2 separate regions of the Mus musculus genome follow, and region 2 is linked to region 1. A link is a loop called in an ENCODE intact Hi-C map of the cell type or tissue named here. Cell type or tissue: heart. All regions are shown on one strand. Links, peaks and the distances in the headings refer to the core of each region. The heading gives the core; the rest is flanking DNA.

What was found. Hi-C counts contacts between places; a loop is a spot of excess contacts. Peaks named below come from ENCODE experiments on the same cell type or tissue, not always from the same donor. Only the 100,000 strongest peaks of a DNase experiment are listed, where the experiment ranks them.
Region 2: it touches region 1 in a loop (4-fold over the local background); 6 of 42 quality-filtered maps call a loop at or near these places.

The regions. Positions count from the first base shown.
Region 1 is chr8:45,813,597-45,821,077 of GRCm38, forward strand. Sorbs2 (sorbin and SH3 domain containing 2) reads left to right here. Exons shown (of 24, transcript NM_001205219.1): 22 at 6,123-6,172. It overlaps Sorbs2os (sorbin and SH3 domain containing 2, opposite strand), which reads right to left and starts at 5,701. Exons shown (of 6, transcript NR_045739.1): 1 at 5,509-5,701. In heart, for the core only: a CTCF peak has its summit at 3,580 (motif pointing right); no DNase peak of the experiment used is centred there.
Region 2 is chr8:45,881,464-45,888,944 of GRCm38, forward strand. Pdlim3 (PDZ and LIM domain 3) reads left to right here and starts at 4,024. Exons shown (of 8, transcript NM_001374652.2): 1 at 4,024-4,209. The coding sequence starts at 4,117. In heart, for the core only: CTCF peaks have their summits at 3,319 and 4,593; DNase peaks (open chromatin) are centred at 3,258 and 3,968; H3K4me3 peaks cover 3,479 bases; H3K27ac peaks cover 2,600 bases.

The sequences.
Region 1 (7,481 bases), core at 1,463-6,462:
TTTAACTCACATGAAAGAAGGAGGGAAGAAGAAAGGGAGAGGGAGAGAGGGGGGAGGGAGTAGGAGAGGGGACAACATCATGGTAGTTCCACAGACATCAGACCTGGACAATCTCAGAACTTGCTGTTTCTTCTTTCAGAAAATGTCACATGAACACACACAGCAGGGAACAAGGAAGCTTAGGAACAGTGGTCTACCCTCAGTGACCATGTGCTTGAGTGGAGACAAAACCAGGACTGGATAGTGGAGAGCATCCAATATCCTCTTCCATAAGCAAGCATCCAATATCCTCTTCTAGGACATGCATGACAAGAATGTATCATCCCAAGAGACTAGAGACCACAACCTGTCATGGTCATGAAATTTAGCCTAACCTAGAGCTACAATCTTTAACTTAAACGTTAGTCTTACTGATGTTCTCTTAATTCTAGTCAAATTCCAGATCCTGCATTTCCAGCTGCCTGCCACAGAAAGAAAAAAAAAAAAAAAAGCAAATTCGTGTCAAGACTTGCTTGTTCACTGCCATAGTGAGGGCCTTTCTTTGAAAGAATGCCAAAAGAAGCCGTGGTCAGGCCATACTCGATGTTTGGTTATATTTTTCTACCTCTCACTCTACCCACACCTCCCTACAAAAATGTCATTTTCTTCTTAGGAGCATTGCTAGGACATTTATGTCTAAAACTACTAACGCTTTTTATAAAGCTTGGTAGGCATTCAGCCAAAGTTTCTCTTGCCTCACCTTGTTTATTATTGCCCACCATTTGGTTAAAAGCAGAGAAACATGGCAGAGTGCTTTGTGCAGTTGTGAAGCCTTCTCCTAGGAAGGAGGTAATACTCTTAGCCACACAAATTACATTTCTCCTGCCAGCTTCGCTTTCCAAACTGTGTCTTCACTGTGCGTCCCCCCTACCGTAGAAGCTGCTGATCCCGGAAGGGTGAAAGCCAAGCCGTACAGAGCAGACAGAGAAGCTGCGAGACGCCTGTTCACCCTCCCCTGTTCAGCTAATATTTAAGCATGGCATGCTGTGTGTGTGCAGAAAACCGGAAACCAAGAAGGTTCCTCCCAAAGGCCACGGAATGAAGACGAGAGCTAACCCACTTCTTATGGCTTTTCTAGGCTGACTTAAAAGGCAAGACATCTGTCCTGGGTAAGCCGCCTCGGAGCCCAGTGATGTCTAAGAGGTCGTGCGGCTCTCCTGTCAGCGGTTCCCACAGGGTAGGGTCGGACATCCCCTACCTGCTGCAGCCATCCTGGCCACCCTGGCTCCTCCTTAGGTGACTTTGCTGTGATCGTGCAGTAAGGCGAGGCTGAGGAGTCCCTGGAAATCAAGTGACCAGTGGTTGAGGAGCTAGGAAGTCAGATCTGAATGGGCCGTACACTGCCTTGTTGTGGCGCGCCTCTTGTGTAAAGGGCGCGCCTCAAACACTAAACTACTCAAACAAGAGCACAGCGTGCATTGTTTTCTACATCTGTTTTCCTTCCATAATCAATTGCTGGTTTCCAGTCACTATTTTTAGTACAGAGAACTAAGCTATGGCCAGTCATATGCCAAGCTCACCTGCTTCCGGTGATGCTAACTCTTAGTGCCTTTTGGTTTCTATGGATTTATTTTAAACTGTCAGCCATTTCAAAATATTCCATTGCTCAGGAGACACATGCTACTTTTTCACCACGTTGCTCCCTGTGATACTGCTCTCTGGGCATCTGTGCATTCCCAATCCCCTTCTATCTTTGAGGTCAGTTGCTTCTCCTTCAACTATGCAGTTTTGTAACATCTGCAGAACTTGGACGGATTCTAAATGGCACCCTGAGTTCTGGGGAATGAAGCCAAGGAATGTGGGGTTTTTCATCTATGCAGACTCCAGGGTTCCTTTCACCATATCTAAGTTAATGGGCCCTGATTTAGCTTTGGCTGGCCTGCCACACAGCTCTGCATTTCAAGGTCTTGGAGCTTAATTTTTAGTGTTCCCATTCTATTTCATAAGTACAAGTCGTGTTTCACACGTAAGGCATTCTGTGCCTTTTGCTTTGCAGAGTCAGATCTGCTTCCATTGTTGACGCAGACTCGTATTGCCATAGGGGAGGAGGGAGTGTCAGTTTGTAGAGATTAATCTCTACTGACAGCCTTCCAGAGCTAACACAAATACTCACAGGAGGCGATAAGAGACAGACAGACAGACAGACAGACAGACAGACAGACAGTAAGTTAATTTTATAAAACTTAACAGAACTCATTCATAATTTCCCATGGGTTAGTAAGATGCCTTGCTTTGAGTCGCCCTGAGGTTTTTTTCCTTGCCTATATTTCCATTTTATAAGTTTGTGTACTACTTAAATGTCTGAGGGCCAGAAGATTCTCCTTTATTTTAATATGTGTTCCACGTTCCTAATCTAAGAGAGAAAAGAGGCCGGCCAGTAAGTGATTTTTGTTTGTTAGCTGAGTCACAGCCCTCTATTTCTGGCTGACACACACTACAGCTAGCATTTGCTGAGAAAGAAAGTCTTGGGAACCCAAGAGCTCCAGAGACCTTGTCCACAATGGTTTTTAAAGTAGCATCCATACCTTTTAGAGAATCATCTAACCTACCGCTGATCCTCCTGGGGTGGCTTGAGGGAGGCATAAGTAAATACTTGGCTTTCAAACTTCTAGCTGCAATAGTGCATGTTGTCTGCTAATCCCAGATTATAGGATAAACCTCAAAGAAGCTTCATAAATTTTTATAACTGATCATATATATATATACATATATATATTGGTTTTTCGAGACAGGGTTTCTCTGTGTAGCCTTGGCTGTCCTGGAACTCACTCTGTAGACCTGGCTGGCCTCAAACTCAGAAATCCACCTGCCTCTGCCTCCCAAGTGCTGGGATTAAAGACATGCGCCACCACACCCGGCTTTGATCCTTTATATTAATCTTAATTACTGATCCTGGCTTTGCACAGTACCATGTGTTTAAAACCTGCCTCTTTTGTATCCATTTCTATATCATTTTTAAAAAAGGAAAACTCAAAGGATGTAATATGTACTTATGAAAATCTCTGGATGAAACCATTGCTTTCATATAGTTCATCCCCATGGTAACGTTGAGGAGGGAAGACAGACATTAAATATTTAGGGCTCTGTGAGGCATCATTGGGCTTTCAAATCTTTGTTGAACTCGAAAACCTTATCAAGAGAATATAACCATAGCTAAATTCTTGCTTAAAATGTCTCACATGGTAATGGCAACCTCTTAACTTGAAAGCTGCTTTCTCAAGCTCACAGTTTGCATAAGCCTCTCCAAATATTATAAGTATATAGCACTCTATAAAGATCTCAGCACACTGAGATGCTATGCATGATAGAAATGCCTGAGCAGTTAAAATAGAACTCAACCTTAAACAGTGCAGGCTAACAAGTCATTTCTTCTCAAGAATTGAGACTGCAGAAAAGGAAGAGCGTGGCCAGCAAAACAGATCATTATTACTTCCAATTATCTTGTAGGCTTCAGAACATCCTTTCAAAAAAATCAATCTAGGCCCAAGGGATTTAATCCCTGTTAACAAAAGGCGCAACTTTTACATGTTACTACCACTGACCACCACTAGGTGGCGATGGGGTGCACAAACTGTAGCAAAGATGGTATTTGGAAGCACTTTGCTTGAATAACCCACAGGAAACCCAAAACACAGATGCTGAGTTTAACCAAATCAATCCATCTAGTCCGTCATAATACGTCATTCAACAGAGGGCCAATCAAAATCGTCCTTCCATCTCTTTTTGTCATTTAATGAAGGGCAAAATGTCTTTAGATGTACGTCTGTGTAACTAACACCCACAGTGAAGTTGAACTATTACCTCTGGGGTTTTCACTGTATAGCATGTAAGATTAAGGAGAGGAATCTGTATATGGCAAAAGAAAACTATGAGGTGAATTATCTATTCCTTTATGGGCTCCACAGGGGGAAGAGGCTTCTTATCCTGTTTGTCTCCCTGATCTTAGGCTGAGGCATCTAAGCTGCATGACCAAGGTCGATAGCAGACAGTGCCCCACACAGACACAAATGCACATCCATAAGTGACCGTCAACACTACAATCCCTCTCCTCGCCAAGGACCCGTAAACTATATTAACTCTAATGCCGGAATGGGCAAGTTTCCTTAGAAACAGATCAGTAGTTATCCATTCATCTGAGGAAGATTCCTATCCAAGAAACTCTTTGAAATGTCACAAAAGTCACAATTGAATGAGATAGCGCAAACCCTTCATATTACAGGGTGGAAATTGCTGGCACACACCCAGGAATTACGTGAGCCCCACACAAAGAGCCCAGCTTTCCTAACTGTCAAAAAGACAGTGTACTTAAATAATTAGGGAGGTTGGAGGATCAAAGGCTGTGAGCAAGTAAAAGTCTAATGATAATACTAAATACCGGACTATCACCCCCAAATCTCCTTACTAACAGGTTGATACAGTTGTTAACTTCAAAAGGAATTAGAAAAGAACTGGAAGGGTAATGTGTACATTATGGGTGACTTGCACTTGTTTCTCTGTGTATTACATTAATTAATGATTCCTTAAATTAAAAGTCTCAAAAATGTCTAGAGGAAGGTCCCTCTTATGTAGCCCTGTAGGCCGGCCTTGAGCTCACTGAGATCTGCCTCCAGAGTGCTGAGATTAAAGGCATGCACCACCATACACAGCTTAGTCTTCATTATCCTTGAAAATAATATCATTTATGCATTCGATATTTTATATTTAATAATATCGTTTGTAAATTTAAATACTGTTTTATAGGAGTAAAGCATCTATGGGGCTGGGAATTCCTATCCATTCTTCAGTTTTAAATTTATGTATTCCATCATAGATATTGAAAAAAATTACAGGAATACTACTTTAAAATGTTCCCAATTAATAGGCTTACAGCAGTGAACTTAATTTGCACTAAGTTAATGATGTGGGTTAGGAAATGACGGTTGAATTTCGAAAGGGGTCTGTTCACAGTCTCATACTGACTGCAACCCCAGGGCTCTCTACCCACCCTTGGACCAGAGGTGTCTATGGACAGTGTCAGGGTAAATCCGTCTAGTTTATGATGATCAATAGTAATGATGTGTATCCAAGCACTGGTCCTGGTACCTGAAGACGTGGCCCTAGTGACTAATTGCATTATTATTAGCTTCTAGGCTCTGCGTTTGTTATCTTAGCAGGTAGCTGTCATTTAGCAGAACAATATTTGAAATGTGAATGGGTCATATGTATCTCTTTCCCTGAAACATAGCATATGGGTGGTTGATGTAAAATACACTGAGCTTCCATATTCAACAAACATGTTCAATTGCATTCTCTGAAGTATTTGTGTGGCTATACAGGATGCTAAGGCTCGTCATTTCCAATATTATAAGTATCTATTACAGATACTGGTCTTGATGCTTAGTTTAAAAAGAAAGGAAACTCTTTTGAGAGTTCAGTGCACTGGGGATTCCTACCAATATTTCTCTTCGAAGGTAAAGCATTATATGTTACCTGGATCTTGTCCGTTTGCATTCTTCTTAAAGTTCTCTGTGTTCCCTTTGGAAAACTGCATGTGCTTCCCTGACCCGGCCCTCACCCGGTTGCGAGCGGAGAGTTTAAATTCGCATCCAGCATGGGATGTCTGGCTCTTGACTTTTTCATCTGTACCGTACGTGGCAATGTCTTCCGTGAAGGGAAAGGCTGGGAGCGAGTGTGGTTCCGGCTGGGCGTGACTTCCCTCTGCTTGTCTGAGAAAGCGCTGGAGAGTGAGGTTGAATGGTGTCCAGCCTCCCCGCTCCTGTGGTTTTTGTTCTTGCTCTTGCCATATTCCTGACCTTGGAAAAATCAATGAGACTAAATGTCAACTTCCCCCAAAGCTTGAGGAGACCAGATTGTGCTCAAAAGTTTGAACCTCGGGTATTTTGACTTTAAGCACCCTTCAAAATACTTGAATTACTAAGCATACAGAAACCCTTTATTTGGTGGACTTTTTTTTTCTTCCTCTTGGTTTTTTACAACAGGAAATATTAAATGTCAAGAAAAAAAAGTACCATGCTATTACCCAAATTGCCTTTTTAATGATACCAGTTCAAACATTGATGACATTGAAAATCATTTCGTTTCAGCCACAGCGTCCTGGGTTCTCTCATGAAAACATTCAAGGTGGGGGAGAACCGTAAGTATTCTTCTTATCTTCTAAATGAAAGGCTAACCTCGAGCCACAAGGTGGGCAATACAGGCACCACATAGATACAGAGGATAGTAGGACTTTGCAAGTGATGGGGATCAAATAGCAAACATGGGGTCTCCAGTACAAGAGATCACATTGTTCTGCTTTGTCAATGAGATCAGATGCTAAGGTTTAAGGGAAAACAGAAGGGCTGGTGGGATAACTCAATGGTTACGAGAACTGGCTGCTCTTCCAAAGGACCTAGGTTCAATTCCCAGCATCCACAAGGTGGCTCATAACCATCTGTCACTCCAGTTCCAGAGGGTCCAACACCCTCTCCTAGCTTCCATGGGTACCAGGCACTCAAGTGGTACAAATACAAACATGTGAGCAAAACAAGTATATACATACAATTAAAATATAAATAAGTAATAGAAGAAAACAGAAAATGATTTGTACACGGAGGAAATCATACAATGTTCTACTGACTCCTACACATTTAGAAATCTGCCTTTTCCTTGGCTGGCTGTGTAACTGGTAACCACAACTTTGTTTCACCTTTGAATACTTCAAAAGTATACTTAAGGTATAATTCCAAAATTATAACATGTGCTTTAAAATGTCTTTTGAAAAAAAATAGCAGTATTAAAGCACTCACTACTGTTCAAATGTATGATACAATCTCCATGCACAGCAAGAATGTGCCTTTTCAAATGTTCCCCCCAAATCTCCTCTCCTTTCTGACACATACATTAAACCAACCTGCAAGTACCAGCCATTGTCTTTCAGAGTTTCATTTGTCTTTCTATGGCCCAGTTTACAGTAGCGACTCAGATAAATAGAGACAAAAGGGCACTTCGCTTCCTATGGACCCCTGCCTGTGCTGAGTGAAAAGGACACCTCCAGAAGCCACACCATGGTCCTCAGCCTTGCCCCGTACACCTCAGCACTCTGCCCAAGCTCTGCTCACTAGTAAAAAACCATGCTGACCAAAGATGACTTTTTGTGGGCAGGCCCTGGTACAGAACTGGTGTTTTCTGCACCAAAAGTCTTGGTTCTTCATGGTTGAAAAGGCGCCTTTTGGACCTCACCACTATTTTCTGAAAGTGCCTCTCCCCCACTCTGGCTGGAAAAGTGTTCTTCTGAAGTCCCCACCACAACCAGACTAGGTGAAAAGCAAGGGTCACTGAAAAACTTCACTTAACTGCAAAACTTTAAGAACACTTCTCAATAATGTTTCTGCTGTTCTTTTAAGTGTGCCAACAATGAGAGGATTGAGGCACAACACTACACCCCGTTTGTAACATTCTTGTTA
Region 2 (7,481 bases), core at 1,490-6,489, 68 kb after region 1:
CTGCTGACCTCAGGGACACCAGATAGAGGGAGGCTGGCCCTCTTTCCTTACTCTGCAAAACTGTAGGAACCCACTAGATAGTATATGACTATTGGATCAATGCTGCCTGTATCAACACCACAACTGCTTTTAAAAAATGGTGTGTGTGTGTGTGTGTGTGTGTGTGTCCACCTTGAAGCAATGGTTAAAGGCATTTGCCAAATGCTCAGCTTGTTACATGGATGCTAGATATGAACTGCACTCCTCACGGCTATACGACAAATGCTTCTAACTGCCCGCTGTCTCTCAAGTCAAAGCACAACTTATCAAACTGTGTGCTGTAACTGCATATGGGTTTCATAAAATGAAAGGTGCCGATCACCAAAAAAGGCAACACTAGAAACCCCCAAATTCAAAATCAAACAAGTAATAAGTCCGAAGTGTCTCTGCAAGGACTGGCCCATGTTACGACTCCTGGCTGTGTTCTAGTTTGGGGTCTGAACACGCATGTGCACTTGGCACTGCATGTGCCGTCATGCCAGGCAACCCCAGTAAAGCCTGCCTGCCTGAGCATGGTGTTTTTACATTACACGCACTTCCTGTTTTTAGAGAAGCATAATGGTTTATACAGAAAACAAATGCTTGTAATGTTTTTCTATCATCGTCTTATTGTCTCTATAAAACAGGGCTCTGCTGTTCCCTTTCCCAGGGAGAAAAGGGGGATTGAAAATGAATGAGACCATGCAACCAGGTCTTAGGATATTCGACTTGAAAATTGTGGTTTAAGTCACAGACTCAAATGATAGAAAATTACTAAATAGTTCTTTGGCTTGAAATTAGCACGGAATTTTCAAAACTTTCTGACATGGCCCTAAACATGTTTGTATCATTCAATCCTACATATTCATGGGTAGTGAAGTTCTAAGCCTTCACAATTATAAATAGTGTTCAACTCTGAAAAATAGATAGTCTGGGGCTGGTGAGATGGCTCAGTGGGTTAGAGCACTGACTGCTCTTCTGAAGGTCCTAAGTTCAAATCCCAGCAACTACAACTACCGGTAATGAGATCTGATTTCCTCTTCTGGTAGGTCTGAAGTCAGCTACAATGTACTTATTAATAAATAAATATTTCAAAAAAAAGATAGCCTGCATTTGTCAGTACCAAATATTCAGGCAGGATTTAAATGTATGTAAAAATAAACAAGCATGCCCATCTCATTTGTATAAACTTGCTTTGCTACAAGAATATATGCATACTGAAGATTTTTAAAGTAGATTTCTTTATGATTTATTAGTAACAATTTTTGGCTTACAACTTACTTTATATTACATATGTGTGTATATATGCTATATGTATATATGTGAACCGATAATTATCAAATTTGCTCTATGCTCCCAGCAGGTTTGTAGGCCTCCTCTACACCCACCCAAATATTTTGGATTCGTGAATGAAAAGACACAAATGCAACCTCTATATTTTAATATGCCTTAACTATCTCAGTAGCTTGGCCACTCCTGAACCTCCACGTGGCTAACACACTCCCCTCCGATATTCCTGAGTAAATACTTACTAAATCTGTATTTTATCTTTGCTGCCCTGGACCCTACAGGGCAGCCCTCTGGGGCTGCTCTCCCCTTTGCACCTACATTCCTGCTGTCTCTCCCTCCTGCACCTTCCCTGTGTGGTCTGTCTCCTATGCCCTTGTCATGGTGGAATCCTTGTGTTTCTTGCCCATGAATCCTAAAAGTCCTGCCTCTGTCTCCCTGCCCAGCCACTGGCCACTGGCAATGGTACTTCCCAGTCAGAGCCAACTGTGGGCAGGGACCCTCAGCACAGATGTGAAGGTTCCTGTGTGATTTGGGGAGCTGAATTAACACAAACAATATTAGAACCAACCCCCACTATATATGTATGTATGGAATATGTATGTGTGTTTGTATGCATGTATGTATGTATGTATGTATGTATGTATGTATGTATATTCAGGTTCATATCAAATTTCCTGAATAAAAATGAGTCATTAATGGAAAAAGTTGAAGAAGCTCTGATCTAATGGCACCAAATATTTGGTGCAATGATTATATATATACGGAGAGAGAAAGAGAGTGAGGGGGGGGCAACCGGACCTATTAGCCAAATCATGAGATAGGTTTAAATAATTGGTGATGACAGTTATACAACATCTCATTATTTTTGCAACAGTTATTTGTGTGTGCAGACATCTGTGTGTGTGTAGCTGTGCATGCGTGTATATGTGGGTGCACACAGAGGTGTGGGGCAGGGTGGGGGTGTACAACAACCTAGCCAGTGACTGACAGAGGAAACGTGGTCTATAATCATACACCTATTCACAGTAGACAAAATCAACAGAACATGTTATGTTTATTTTACTGATAATTCAACAAAGTAGGACACTGGAAAATACCTGGATCTAGAAAATTGGCCTTTCTATCCCCTGAGACCCAGGCAGCCCAGCACAGTGGGTGGAGTGGTGCCATCCCTGGCTCTGGGTGGGCTGGTGACATTCCTGCCCTGAGCTTTCCCAGACTGTTTTGTTCCATTTACAGGTTCCTGGATCTGTTATCTTTGCTCCAAGCACCGTCCAAACAGAACGCTCTATTGCAAGTGCTCTGCTCTCCTGGGCCAGGATGACCCTGTGCTTGCTCGTTAAGTCCAAGACCCTTCTCTCGGGTTTTAGGCAATTCACACTTCTCTTTCCCCATCCTTGCCTCTCTTCTTAAGAATCAGAGCATCCTAACCCATAGCACCAGATACACTTGATTCTACACTACATCTAAACCAGGATGCTACCCAGACCCCCCCCCCCCACACACACACACACACACCTCTCCTCCTGGTCCAAGCAGACCCTCGAGTTGAGCTAACCTGGATTGTTTATTTTACTTCTACCATTTGTTAGCTATAGGATTTGATGTGAGCTCTTCCAATTCAGAGAAGCTATTCGCCAGCCTGAGAAATGACACCAGCCAAAACAAAGGCACAAAGACACAGGTAAAGCAATCATTACCACACCTGGACCACAGAGGTGACCAACAAATCTCCTTGGTGACCTTCTGCCGTTTCCACTTTCCCAGACGGATTCCTTCCATTTACGGGTTCTTAAATCACTTTTTTCTTTTCTCCCAGTACATCGGAACAGAATGCTCTATTGCAAGTGCTCTGCTCTGGGTCCCCTTTACTCCCACTCCCACAGACACCTTCATTTTGGCTGCAGCATCCAGAGAGGCGTCCTGACTCTTGCCTCCATGTATTAAACAGCCGTGTCCAACATGCAGAGTCTAAGCAGTGTGCTGCCGCCTGCGGCTGGGATAGTTGTGAATGTAGCCCAAACTTAAAACGAAACGTACTTAGCACGCGGTGAGATATTGAGGGGTAAGCAGGGCAAAAGAGGGGGTGATTCCGAGCGTAAACTTCACAGATAACAAAGTCATTTCTGTATCACAAAGACAAGCACAATCTGCGTGGGAACATATATTTTAATTATAGAAATACTCGACTTTTTTTGTTTTTTATGCTGTGCGGGGCGCTGCACAGAAACATTTCATTTTATTGCCACCAAATCCTTCCAATACTCCTACAAGTACAATAATTACTCCTGTTTTTACAGCCGAAAGAAATGAAGACTTTAACTTGACCAAAGCTAGATACTAAGAGAGAACATCAACGCGTGCACAAAACTGCTAAATTCCTAAGTGCCTGGTTGTGCTTGGGTTTTATTTTAATTGAAAGCATAGAGGCTGCGGTGTGATTGCTTTTAACTTCCCAGTAAAGTGCACCGCTGAGCAAGTAGACGATAAACAGGAGGACAGGTGTTACTTAATGGAATGATGGAAGCTGTAACCCGAAGCCTCCTTGGGCGGGGAGAGGTCTGGGCGACTGCACCCAGCTGGGAGCGCCTCTGACCAGGCGCTGTCTCTCACTTCCAAAGTTGGAGCTCTCCTTGGTGGGAGGGGGCGGGGAAGAGGGGAGGCCAGTGACGTCACTCGCAGCAGGGATAAATCTCCGGGACAGCATTCCCAGTTAGGTCGCAGCCCCAGGAGCTAAGTAGGTTGTCCGGTTCCGAGACAAGCGCTTTGCAGAGCCACCGTCGCTGGACCCACTCGAGGGAAGGCACCATGCCCCAGAACGTAGTTCTCCCGGGTCCTGCGCCCTGGGGCTTCAGACTCTCTGGGGGCATAGACTTCAATCAGCCTTTGGTCATCACCAGGGTAGGTGTTTTCCATTCTGATTTTGTGCTACAGGTCACCTGGCATCCGAGAGTAGCCCTGGAGTTAAAGAGAGAAACCAAGAGACCCAGGGAGGGAGGCAGGATGGTGCACTGGCGGGGGCCTGAGCTTCTGGCTCCCAGTTAGACTTCAGCAACAAGCTGGAGGATGCAAAGCAGTTCTGAGATTTAATCAAGGCAGCTCACAAACTCTGCATCCCTTTTCCTTGGTCCCCAGCCACATTAGCCAGAAAGGTCAACTGACAGTGCTGGGCTCAGAGGAGGGCTCCATAGCTGAGGGGTGCTTTTGGCTCCCCACCACACACACACACACACACACACATCAGATATGGAGAGCAAGAAAGAGGTGTCACTCTAGTGGTTATTTGGTGGCTCTACACTTGCATCTGAGCAGTTTTCTTGCCTGGATGGGAACTTCAGCAGGGTACTGTTCTCAGGGCACAGCTTGGACTGGCCAAGTCGGAACCTCTCATATCAGCCAGACAGGGAAAATATTACTAATGTGTATTCCTCCGTTTCCAGGCATTTTGGATAAATATTTTTCCAAAGCTTGGAACTTGGCTGACGAAGCATTACCTATAACTCAAACTGCAAAGAAAACCTGGGCTATAGTTTACCTGATAGAGAGCAACCACTCAGTCTAATAACTTTAAAAAGGAAGACTGTAGTAGCAAAAAACCAAACTGCCTTATTCCAGGGTATCTTAAGCAGAACCCAACAAGAAGGAGGGTGTAAAAATGAAACCCAGGGTTCCTTTTCTGTCAGCAAATTTCTAGAGTAATTGTTAAGCATCTAGTTGATAACTTCCTCAACTTTTGAAAGCAATCTTTTCAGTTACTCATGCAAGCCGTTCGAAACGTGAAAGCACAAACTTTTAAATGTTATCATTTTATGTTCCAAGTGTTATGGTTTTCTTATTTTATGCTTCTCTGCTCATGCTATATTTTATGAATACATGCTTTATAACCTGATCAATCACAGGTTTTGAATAGGGCACTGTACACACATTAATATTATTTGTGGCGCCCTAAGCTTTTGAAGAAGCCCAAAGCGTGTATCATAGGGTTGCATACAACGGCTCATCTCAAGCTTTGTTTTACATTTTTCAAAAAAACATGTAAACACATCTGACATGTGTTTTTATATGAGACATTAAAACATCCCCCCAGAAATGCTCTTAAGTAAATTAAGCAGAAAATGCTTCCATGGTGTGGGCCAAGCCATTCCTTTTATAGATTTACCAAAGAAAACAGTTTCCACTGTCTCTAAGAAATATGCCTAGTTTATAAGGTCCCACTTGCTCATATTAAGTAACAGAAGCTCTTGAATGCTAACAAAGAATACATCATATTTAAATTAAATCCAAAAGAATGGATTATGTCATAAAGACCCTTGGAGAAAATTTATAAAGGAATTATCTTACTATTACTCTGTAACATATCTGTCTAATGAATCACATGTTTGAAGCTTGGGATCATTGACACTTAAAGCAAGATTTATCTTAGTGCAATCTTACATCTGCATTCAGACTACAAAGACCATGTATTTGATGTCATGACATTTTTATTTGAAGAGCCATTCTGTCTTGGATTTTTAACTCAGCTAATGTGTGTCACAACTGTGGGCACTTGATTCAATAATAAACCAGATGTTATTTATTTAAAATACACCTTTCCGATGGTTTTAACTTCTAGGGAACAGATACCACCGAATTGTTCCACCCCGACTGTCCCCAAAGCCATACATATCAGGGATTCTTGTTAAATCAATGCAAGCCCACTTAACTTGGGCTTTTATGCCTTTGTGGATTCTTATTAAGAATATTACGTTCATAATAATTACAGAGACATGAGAAGTCACCTGGGTGAAAATTCAGAGGTGTTAGTGAAAAGTATCTGCTGCTGCTAGGCAGTCATTCCATTTTGTAAATTTAATATTATTCTATTACTTCAGTCTACGCATGAGAAAAATGTCCCTCACTGTCCCCAGTGACATGCAATTTGTCAGTGGCGCTGTTCTTCGGGCTGCTGCCTTTATTCAAGATATCATAACGTCCTGCCCAGAAGCCTGCCTATAGTCTCCAAGTCACCCTGCATATTCTTACCATCCGCCTTTGAAAGGTGCAGTGGGCTGTCCATTTTTCCCATTAAGCATCCTTCAGTGACATCACTAGCTTCTAGACAACAGAAGGTGGGCTCTTCTGCGTGGCTGTTTAACTCTCTGTTCTGACTTCTTTTCTTCCCTGCGTCTCCTGTTCCTCTTCTCACTCCATACAAGGACAGTGATGCCACAGCTCAGGGCTGTTTATGATCTCGTTGGCATGGCTGTGCTTCTGATACACACCACTCTCTCCCAGAATTCTTCTCTCCAGCCCTACCCCGTGGTCCACTCTGCCCATGAAAACCTAGCCCTCCTCTAATCCTCTAATGATGGTCACTTCATCTATTGCATAATCATACATAGCTTTCTGCCTATCCTCTCTTATTATCTTGTCTATACCCAAGATACTTAAGCATATCTGACTCCATCACTTGCTCCCCAAGGGCAGGAACCTTTTATGTCGGAAACTGTTTAATACATAGCAGCACCTGGTATATCACATATGTTATAAAATAAATATAGCTATAATACAAATGACTAAGTTGCTCACCTTTTACATAACTTTATTGTCATAAATAAGTAGATTGTGCTCTCAAAATACTCACCCCACAAAAAAAGGTAATTGTCTGTTTTGTTAAGGACACAAAGAACTGAAGTATGCCATACTTTCTGTCATAAGAAGTTCCATCCATTTTCTCAAGCCATCTAAATTTGTTTTGGTCCTCCTACAAGCTAGATTGGATGTACCCCTGCCTGTCTGGTGCTGTATCAATGCAGACTGTGCAGGGCCCTCGGTTCATGACACTGCCACTTTATAATGGTTTGAAAGTGACACCTTCAAGTCAGACCATACTTAAGAGTTTTCCGTCTCTGCCTGTGCTAGCCACTGACAGTGTGTGACTCTGTCTTGATGCTGGACAGTGGTAAAAGGCCACGGTTAGTGCCAACCAATCGGCAGAGCAACCGTGAGCCTCTACAGTGTATTGCACTGCTCTACAACAGGACGTTCTGCAGGTTTGGTATATTCAGTGTTGGTTGATTTAAGGTGTCTCCAGCTGCATAAAGAGGTTGCAGTTGCTTGGGATATAACCTCATGCTAAGTCAAGGAGCTTGCACATAGTAAGCACCTGCTCCTTAGGAGACAATGGAGCTGCA